Linked DNA regions of Homo sapiens: region 1 is linked to region 2. A link is a contact called in ENCODE Hi-C data. All regions are on one chromosome and are shown on one strand. Each heading gives the region's core, a stretch centred on a gene start or an enhancer-like site at or near the end of the contact. The rest is flanking DNA. Distances are from core to core; before and after follow the strand shown.

Region 1 (4,428 bases), core at 1,053-3,552, 410 kb after region 2:
CAGATCATGCATTTGCCCACAGCCCCACCTCCATTTGACCTGCTTCTCTCTTTTAAATAACCATCTTGGCTTCTGAATGTATGTGAGTTTGTCAGCCTTAATAGGCAAAGAAGGAAGACAGTTAAGCAAATGGCAAATGAAATGATTGCATTGATTTCTACGTGGTATTTGTTATACAGTGGCATGGACATGATTTGTTAAGTGTTTAACTAAAAGTAGTCCCTTAGGTTTTGGATTTTATATTCTATGTAGATAACACATCAGTAGCCTGGCTAAGGAAGCTGTGGTGGCTGTTTAGTTTTGATTTCATGTGGTCTTTTTCAAAGTAGCAATTTAGGGGCTTATTGAACATACAGAAATTGTACATTGTTTTTCTTCGTTCTCTAATGCTTGCCAGTAGTTATCAGAATTACATGACTATGCTTTTGTTTTTTTCTTTGTTCTCCCATGTTGGCTCTGTTTTATCTCTTAATGTCAAATGTCATTTCTTGGAATCATTCAGGAAGTTCTTTTAGTTAGTTTGCCAGTAATGAAAAGTGGCAAGAAATGCTGTAAAAGAACCTGGAGGTATTTCACAGCTTTGGAGATGAAGGGTGCTTGATAGATTACTAGACAAGTAGTCTTACTAAACTGCTCACCAAGTGCCCCCATAACCTGGATCCTTGGGTCTTCTTCCTATATCCGTGCAACTGAGGCTACTGTGTTAGCTTACAAGCAGGGTAAAATCTCAGACTTTTTGTGATTCTTGCTGCCTACTTATGTGTACTCATGCTGAGAAGAGTAGAAGACACGAAGAAAGGAAGTATGTAAGCAGCTTCCTTGTGCTAAGAGTTATGGAGAGGGAGTAGACAAAGTAAATGTAAAGGATGCACCCCATGAAACTGCAGTAATTAATTTATTTTCTTGATTTTAAAAATACGTATATATGTGGCAAGACTTCTACCAAACTTAACAGGTGTCATTACTGACTAAATCTTGATTCGCATATTACTTTGAAGGATATTCATGCATCCAACAAATACCAGTGTAGTACTGACAATGGGAAAGTCACTGCTATTTAATATATCAGCTGTCAATAGTTCATAATAGCTTCACTTTTATCAGAATGTGTGGCTGACTCTCATAGATTGATGGACTCAAAAGCACTGTATAGAGGTTTTGGAGGTCAGGGTGCCATTTTCAACATTTTAAAACAAGGGAAATTAAGAATTTACCCATAGTAAGGCTGTACTGGTTTTTAAGAATATCCAGTTCCTTTGATTTTGGCTATCTTATTAACTATTAATAATTCGTACCTACAGGATGTCATAATAATTAGCAGCATTGAATGATTGCTATGTGCTTGGTTTTAAACATGGGGTAATGAAAACCGTTATTGTTAAATAAAATATATATGGAAGATGGAGTCTTTCAGAATGTGTGGTTCATATTCAAAAATAAATACTGGCACTCTGAGATGGAAACCTCTATGTTTGTTCCCAGGTCACATAATTAATTGGTGGCAGTATGCTGGAACCAGAAGGGCATCCTAGACATCTCTGTTTATAAAATGTTATTAAAAATCATCTATGCAATTTTCCCACTTGGTTATAATGGTACAAAGTAAAGGGATACCATTTCTCTGTTTCTAGGAACACTTTGGTGTCCTGGTGTAAGCTGAGATAAAGATTATATTTCTCATCAGAAAAATTATAGTTATTTGTACTCTTTAAAAATTGAAACTGCAAATGACATTTGTTTTCACGTTTATATTTATAAAGTCTTCACCACACTTTGTTTGTTGTTCCTACCTCGCCCCGCTTTAAGATTAGGGAAGAAAATTACAATCCACCCAGGCTTCTTTAATGCATGAAGAACTTATTCTCCCAGAGTTTTAGGCAAGGTTCACTGGGCCTCTATTGTAACAGGAACAGACATATATTTTGCTTCAGTGAGTGTTTCTTGAGCTCATAAGCATTTTGAAAATATTGAATGACTTACAGTCCCTTAAGAAAGTAGCCATTTAAAAAAGCATATTCAGTTGAACTTTAAAAATATAATTTATACCACAATACTCAACAGGCTCCAACTGCTTGAAAGTATTTGGCTGCAAAGACATTATTTTTAGTGATCCTAACCATACTAGGAACAAAGAATTGCGTCTGTCAAAATGGGATCTCTGGCGCTCTAAAATAATCCACATGCTTTGTGAACTTTGATGAAGTCAGGCAGCTCTCTGTCATATAAATATCATAGTGGCATCAAAACCTGGGCTGACCATGTGCTGCAGGTGGAATGCACACACTCACCCAGTTTCGCAGCAGAAGCAGCTGACACTAGTAGGGAGACAGCGCCGTCTTCAGTTCCTAAAGCCATTGGGGCGTCTGTGTGCTGTCCAAACCTGAAATAGGTAAATGATTCTTCATTCAATCCTCCCTTGAAAATGAAAATGACTTCAGTAAATACTTGTGCTACAAATTACTCAGATGCAGTATTTACTCTTTTCCTGTACGTCACTGTATCATTTAGAGCCAAACTGTAAAGATTATGAGAAAAAAAGAAATAAACTCAGTGTTAGATAAACAAATTAGAGACAGGAAATGCTACACTGAAATACTGTCTGAAGAACTTATGAAATGAGTTTAATCTTTCTTTTAAGATCTGTTAAGACATTTTTGAAGGGATGAGAGATGAGTTGGAAGATACTGTTTTCTTTAAAGAAAATAATTATTTTTCATAAGCTATTAGAATAAAAGGGAATGTTAATATCAGATAATAGCATTATTATCTGATTTTATTATCTAATCATTAAGATTACTCACATTATCCTTATCTCTTGAATTTATCTATTCTTGTTTCATTTTCATTTCATTAGAAATTAATATATCCCTCTCTTTCGTAAACATAAAAGACTTTATTTTATAAAATATATTACATAAAATGTTAACATCTGTGTGAGCATTTATAATTGTGTTCATCCCTTCAGTCTACCTCAGATGAAAATATATACAAAATAAATTAAATAAAAATGTCTGTAATTATCTTTCCATTTTGTTGACATACATGTGTACCTAAAACTAGAAGAGAGCCCTGTACTTTTTAGAGTGAAGTAATAATGAAAGTGAAATCTTACATACCTTGTCTTATCCAAAAAAACGAGAACAAACAAAAATGTAAAATGTTGGTAGGGAACTTTAAATGAATACCATCCTTATTGATATTAACTTGCCATAAAGTGTTTCTCCTACAGAAATGTTTTGCTTTAAAGAAATTTAAAGTAAAATTTGCTTTTTGAAAATTTAATGCAGGGATTTAATTCTGAGTGGTTTACAACAATGGGTTATGAATGTATCACCATGACAGCAGGTTGCTAGAGTCTAGGAGTCAGGAGATGTGGCTTCATTAAAAGCACCTCCAGATAATGCCCTACGTTAGATTTCACTGAAAGACAGGAGCTGCTGATGAGGGTGACCTCTGACATCAAGTCATCTTACTATAAACAGAAGGGCGTGGAAAGCCATTGGTCGGAACCAGGAGTGTTTACTATCCAGGTCTCCTCCTATTTAACCTACATAACTGCACTGCTCCTGGAGCCCGAAGGTTCACGCCAGAGCAAGGTGCTTTTAAGGCTACCTGGGTGTTGGTTAGAGACTATAAACCTCTCAGAGCATTCTGTAAACCTCGACACAGTTTCATTCTACTGACAATGGAGACTGGAATTTATTGGCTGCTGAACTTCACACACACGCACTACAGAACTGACTTCCAAATACAGCTGGAATAAATTTCAGGTTTTGGGGTTTTGAATGAGGTAAGTTGCATTTAGCTTTTGGTTGAAGCGTTATCATTATTATTATGTTCCATGGGCAGTCACACATTTAAGTGTAGGCAGTTCTATCTCAGAGAAAAATATTTTTCTTGTTAAAATAGGTTGTTTAGATTTTTCACAGTTTTTTAGTACAAGGATGATAGAAGAAACTTGTACATAGGAACTGAGCAAGCCAATCAATTAGAGAAAATCCCTGATCTGTTTATGGCTAAAGTGTGAAACACACTTCGTCTTTGTTTACTTTATAAAATTCAGCTATTCAAATTACATTATGTTAATGTTGGGAGAAATGCAGGTAACGTGATAAGTGATAATAGATTACATTTCACTACAAAACTTTTAACAGTCAACTTTGTTTTCCCCTAATAGTACATGCTACTGCAGGATTTTAAAAAACTAATACCAACTATTTAAATGAAAGGCTTTTTTCTGCATAATTTGTTTTGAAATTTGTGCTGAATTTGAACTTTTCATTAGATTTGAGATGTAGTCATCTTGATAGATATGTCATATTTTTAAGAGAATGAGTGTTTCCCTCCATTTATGGAACTATTTTTTCCTGAAACCATAATAGTAAGATCAAGTTTAATTTTAACTTTTTAAAGAATCCTGTAGTGTTT
Region 2 (4,449 bases), core at 993-3,492:
ATTCTTAGTCTTCAAACTTTCAGGACACTTGAAATGTATTCTCTAGTTTGGCCTATGGTAACTCAGTCTGTTTCCCTGTTTCATTACTCCAGTGTTGGCAGGTAAAATGTATATTATATGGTTTAGAACTTTGAAGAACTTTTTGTGGGTGTCTATGCTTAAGACAATTTTAGTATTAGTAGACATTAATTATAGTCAGCAGTTTGGGGAACAAGCTAGGAATATATGGAGCCAGTGGGCTTGTTCATAATTTTTTAAAATTGGGGTTTTCTGCAGGGAAGATGCAAGAAAAGAGGCCAGATGGGTGTTATACAGGGACAGAGAAATCTCAACATCTTAGCATTTATGATGTTGTTGAAATAGTTAGCCAGTGAGGGAAGAGTGGAGAGGCTGAAGTCCACTGTCACCTGAAGGGTCTTGACCCAAGCTATGGAATTTTGGAGAGTTCTCTCCACACATCTGGGCCTCACAGTCTTCTGTTGTAAGATGAATGAGTGAGCCTGCATGAAGCCCAAGGCCCCTCAGTTCCGAAATTCTACAAGGTCAGGAAGACAGGGTGCTTTACATACAGAAATTTTACAATTATGCATTTGCTTCTGAGATAAAATGTCATGAAGATTCAAGCTTATTCTAATAAAAAATAGTGACGCTTTTTTATTTCAAGAAAGACTGCCAATTTCAGTCAAAGGAAAGTACAGTAGCTTCTAAATGGTTAACAGTCTTCCTTCGCATTTTGGGGAAGCTTAATGTACTGTTTACTTTCCTCACTGACTGTGCTTTAGACTTCAGAGTCCAAATGTGAATCGTTCCAGTTACAAACATATTTTACTGTTTTCCTTCATACTCACACTCACACACACATACACACTTCATACACACATGCATGCATATACATACACAAATTATATTTACATATTTATTTGAAACGTTTTAACTATTAAGAACTTATGCTACTTTGCAGCTTCAGGAACACTTTTTTTTTAGGTATTAGCATACATGACAATGCTTGCTATTCATTTATGGGAAATGAAACAGAAATTGGTACAATATGGGGTTTCTAGGAAATTTACTTCAGGAAGTCAGCCTTACCCAGAGTAAACTTCTGTCTGTTCATGTTAACACTTAACCTGAAACACATTGTCCAAGTCTGCTGGACTCAACTCAAGAATACAAGTACATATAGAGGTCTCAGCATCCCATAAAATGATTAGTAGCAATGCAATGTCTTTCTGATTTTGTTTGCTTTCTTGTTTTGGCACTTTACTACTAGTATGACCTTCTGCTTAGCATGGTACTACTCCAGAGAGGGTATCTTGGATCCCTCTTCTACAAAATGAGAGAAAAATTATACTCTGCCTACACAAGACAGAACCTGTACAAGAAAGATTTCAAAAATACTTTTCGCTCTCAGAAGAATGCGATGCATGAATAAAACTTGAAATTTGAAAAACTTTAATTCTCACTGATGCCCAACAGAATTTGATGTGGCTTAACGGAAAATCATTAACACAAGAGTAAGAGGAAAAGGACCAAGCCATGGGGGAGAAAAGAAGGGAATTTGTTGTTGTTGCTCTGTTTGTTTTGTTTTTTGTTTTGTTTTGTTTTGAAATAATTGAAGATCGAACATTGAATTTTCACCCCAGGGAATTTCTACATAATGACAAAATTTGTTTAATTGTGGGATTAATAGGGGGCTCAAAAGTCTTTTACTTGGAAACTGCTGAGCCTGGCGAGCAGTGACTATCAGCAGTTACCATCTGACAGTTATTCTGTGGCTTAAGGAAAATGGCTTGTGGTCGCAGTCCAATTCCTGCTGGACAGGTATCCGCATCATAAGAAACCACCACTAAATTTGGCACCTAGACGAACTATTATTGGCAGCAGAGAAAGAAGGCCTGAATCAGCATTCGGATTTGAGAGCCCTGACCATCTAACCTGGTCACTCCAGGTCAGGACTGAGAGTGGCGTGTTTGCAGGGTTTAAAGTGGGAACATTTAAGGGATTATTGCCTGATGCCATTTGACGGTCTATGAATAAAATGATTATTCAGATATCTAGCGTTTCCCATCTGGCACATTTTTATGTACTTAATTGCATCAAGAGAAGGAAACCCCCCGCCCCCTTATATTGAATATGATCTTTTATCAGCCTCTTAAAAAATACAAGCAGATACTGCAGGCACTATTACTATGTAACAGTGTATTCAAGTACTCAAGGTTGTTTTAAATAGTCATTGTGCTGACAGAGCTCACATTTTTACAGAATGACAAAGCGATGATGAGGAAAAGCAAAGAAATCCATGCCAAAGGGCCATTCAGCAGTGAAAGCATGGCTTTTAGTGAGCTTGCACGTTCGTAGGCAGTTTACTACTGACCACCTCAAGGGCAGCAGAGGCCCCATGGTGGTTCTATCCAAAGAGTGGAATTCTCAAGGCTTTATTTGCCTTAAACTTGATGTCCTAGTAGACCTGATATCTACTGCAGAGAAGTATAAATGGCTTATTCTTCCAGTAGGAGCTCACTTTGTTTCCTTCACTCCTCTATACCTGGTTGCTTTTAGTCAACACACAGTAAAATACACCCTTGAATGGAGAGAGTATACTAATGGATCAAAGGTGTTCCAAGGGCATTGCCACCAATATGTCAACAGTAGGATTTACCTGGCCCAGGGGGCCCGCCAGTCATTTAACAGGGTAGCAGTCTGGGGTGCCAATAGGCTCTGCAGCATTGTAGCTAAGGCTGACCTCAGTAGGGTGGTGCACCTCCTGCTGGTCAATAAATGAGGTAAATTTAATGGCAGCCTTTGAGGTGAACCAATGTTTTATTCCTTGGCCAAGGCTGAAAACGTGGCTGGCCATAAGGAGGAGAGGGTGATATTTAGGAGCGTGGAGAGGCAGGCAAAGTGCTCGTAAAGACCTTGGAAAATGCTTATAAACGTGGTTGAAAAGAGACAAGGCATTGGAAACAAAAGCAGATTTTCCAAACCAAATCTCTGAGATGCAATTATATATATTTTTTTTCTGGAAACAAGCTCTGGTTGAACCGTGTGGTACAACTGTTAACAGCCTTTTGCCAGAAGGAGTCAAGTAAACATGGCAAAGAAATGTTTTTCTCCTTTAGGGAATATTCACTTTTCTCTTTCCTATGACTTTTTTTTTTTCTTTTAGCCCTACCTGGAAATAGTTATAGTTGTTATAATCATATCAAACTAAATTAACGTAATTTAGAATAATTAAAGTTTTGTGGGTTTTTTCCTCTTTCTTTATACTGTATTTACTTAGTTTCTTTGCATAGTCAAAACTTTTGGCATTTGAAATCATTTAAATTAAAAATGTTGTAGATGCTTTTACAGTAAATCAAAGACAATTTTTTTTTACAAAGTTTCAATACACTTCCAAAGTCGCAGCAAGACGATAATTGTAAACAAAAGCAGTAGAACTGATGCAATTAGGGCAAATATAATCTAATTAATAACTTACCTGTAGATGATCGTGATTTGAGGGATTATAAGGACTCACAATAGTTAAAATATATTTACCTGTCATTCCATAACATTAAGAACCTACTTTCTCTCTCTCCCTTTTTTTTTAAATCTAACTTCTGACTTTCAGAGCTTCCTTTGTAAATGATTTTTAAATTGAAGGAAAGGGGTAGGAAAAAGCTCAGTAACCTTTTAATATTTTTTTATTGCTTTAATCTATACCTAGGAAATGTCAGGGTACACATTATCCAATATTTTCTGGGAGTTTTAAATTAGTCAAGTGCACAGGAAGCATTTGGTTTCCACTAAATACCTAAATACTTCCTCTTTTCTTGGTCTATTTTCTCACAATAATAGAAACAGAAGTCCTGGTCATTCGCAAAATCCTTCAACCTAAAGAAAGCTAGATGCTTTATTAGCATCTGATTAATACAGCTGCTTTTTAAAATCAACATGCTTATCTAAGCCTCTAAGATGCGATGAGTTAAAAGCTAAAATGGAAAAATGAGATTCTGGATTGCTTTTTTCCCTTGTAAACAGCACCTGGGCTCCTACCAGTCCCCACAGTTAGCCTTCTTACCGGTGAGGCCCCCATGATTAAGGCAGGTTTAACAGCTGCAGATGCCACCAGGGGGTGCCAAAGGACAGTACCTGCCTGCATAATAGGCTACAGGGCACTACAAAAGACTGGAAGAGAATTCCCTAAAGCTAGAAAATTAGAATGTAGACCCACCTTGGGCCATGATGGAGCATATTCTTATAATAATGTATTTGTTCTGAGAGGCTCTAATCACTGCAGATGGACAGGACCATTGCAATCATCTCAGAAACGTCCTCATTTTATAAATGAGTCTGCTGAGATCTAGAGAGATTGAGGATTCCTCCAACACCCATACTAGTAGACTGCGGCAGAACTGGGACCAGGACTGAGGTCTCCAGATTTTTCTTAGACCATCTTCTGCTCCAACC

Evidence for each region. A loop is a pair of places that touch in the nucleus more often than their neighbours do. Pooled maps may share reads with other maps.
Region 1: a map of HepG2 shows a loop between it and region 2 (18-fold over the local background). The contact joins two enhancer-like sites. A Hi-C loop is called at or near these places in 5 of 168 maps with a recorded cell type or tissue (HepG2, cardiac septum, gastrocnemius medialis and 2 more) and 11 of 50 pooled maps.

What each region holds. Positions count from the first base shown.
Region 1 is chr6:133,366,494-133,370,921 of GRCh38, forward strand. All of the region lies in intron 2 of EYA4 (EYA transcriptional coactivator and phosphatase 4), which reads left to right. Among named protein-coding and RNA genes, the nearest start is that of EYA4-AS2, 88 kb to the right of the region's middle. Within about 2 kb of position 2,303, at least 2 of the 41 ENCODE cell types and tissues checked have a DNase peak (open chromatin) inside an H3K27ac peak, as active enhancers do.
Region 2 is chr6:132,959,054-132,963,502 of GRCh38, forward strand. No RefSeq gene overlaps it. Among named protein-coding and RNA genes, the nearest start is that of LINC00326, 130 kb to the right of the region's middle. Within about 2 kb of position 2,243, at least 2 of the 41 ENCODE cell types and tissues checked have a DNase peak (open chromatin) inside an H3K27ac peak, as active enhancers do.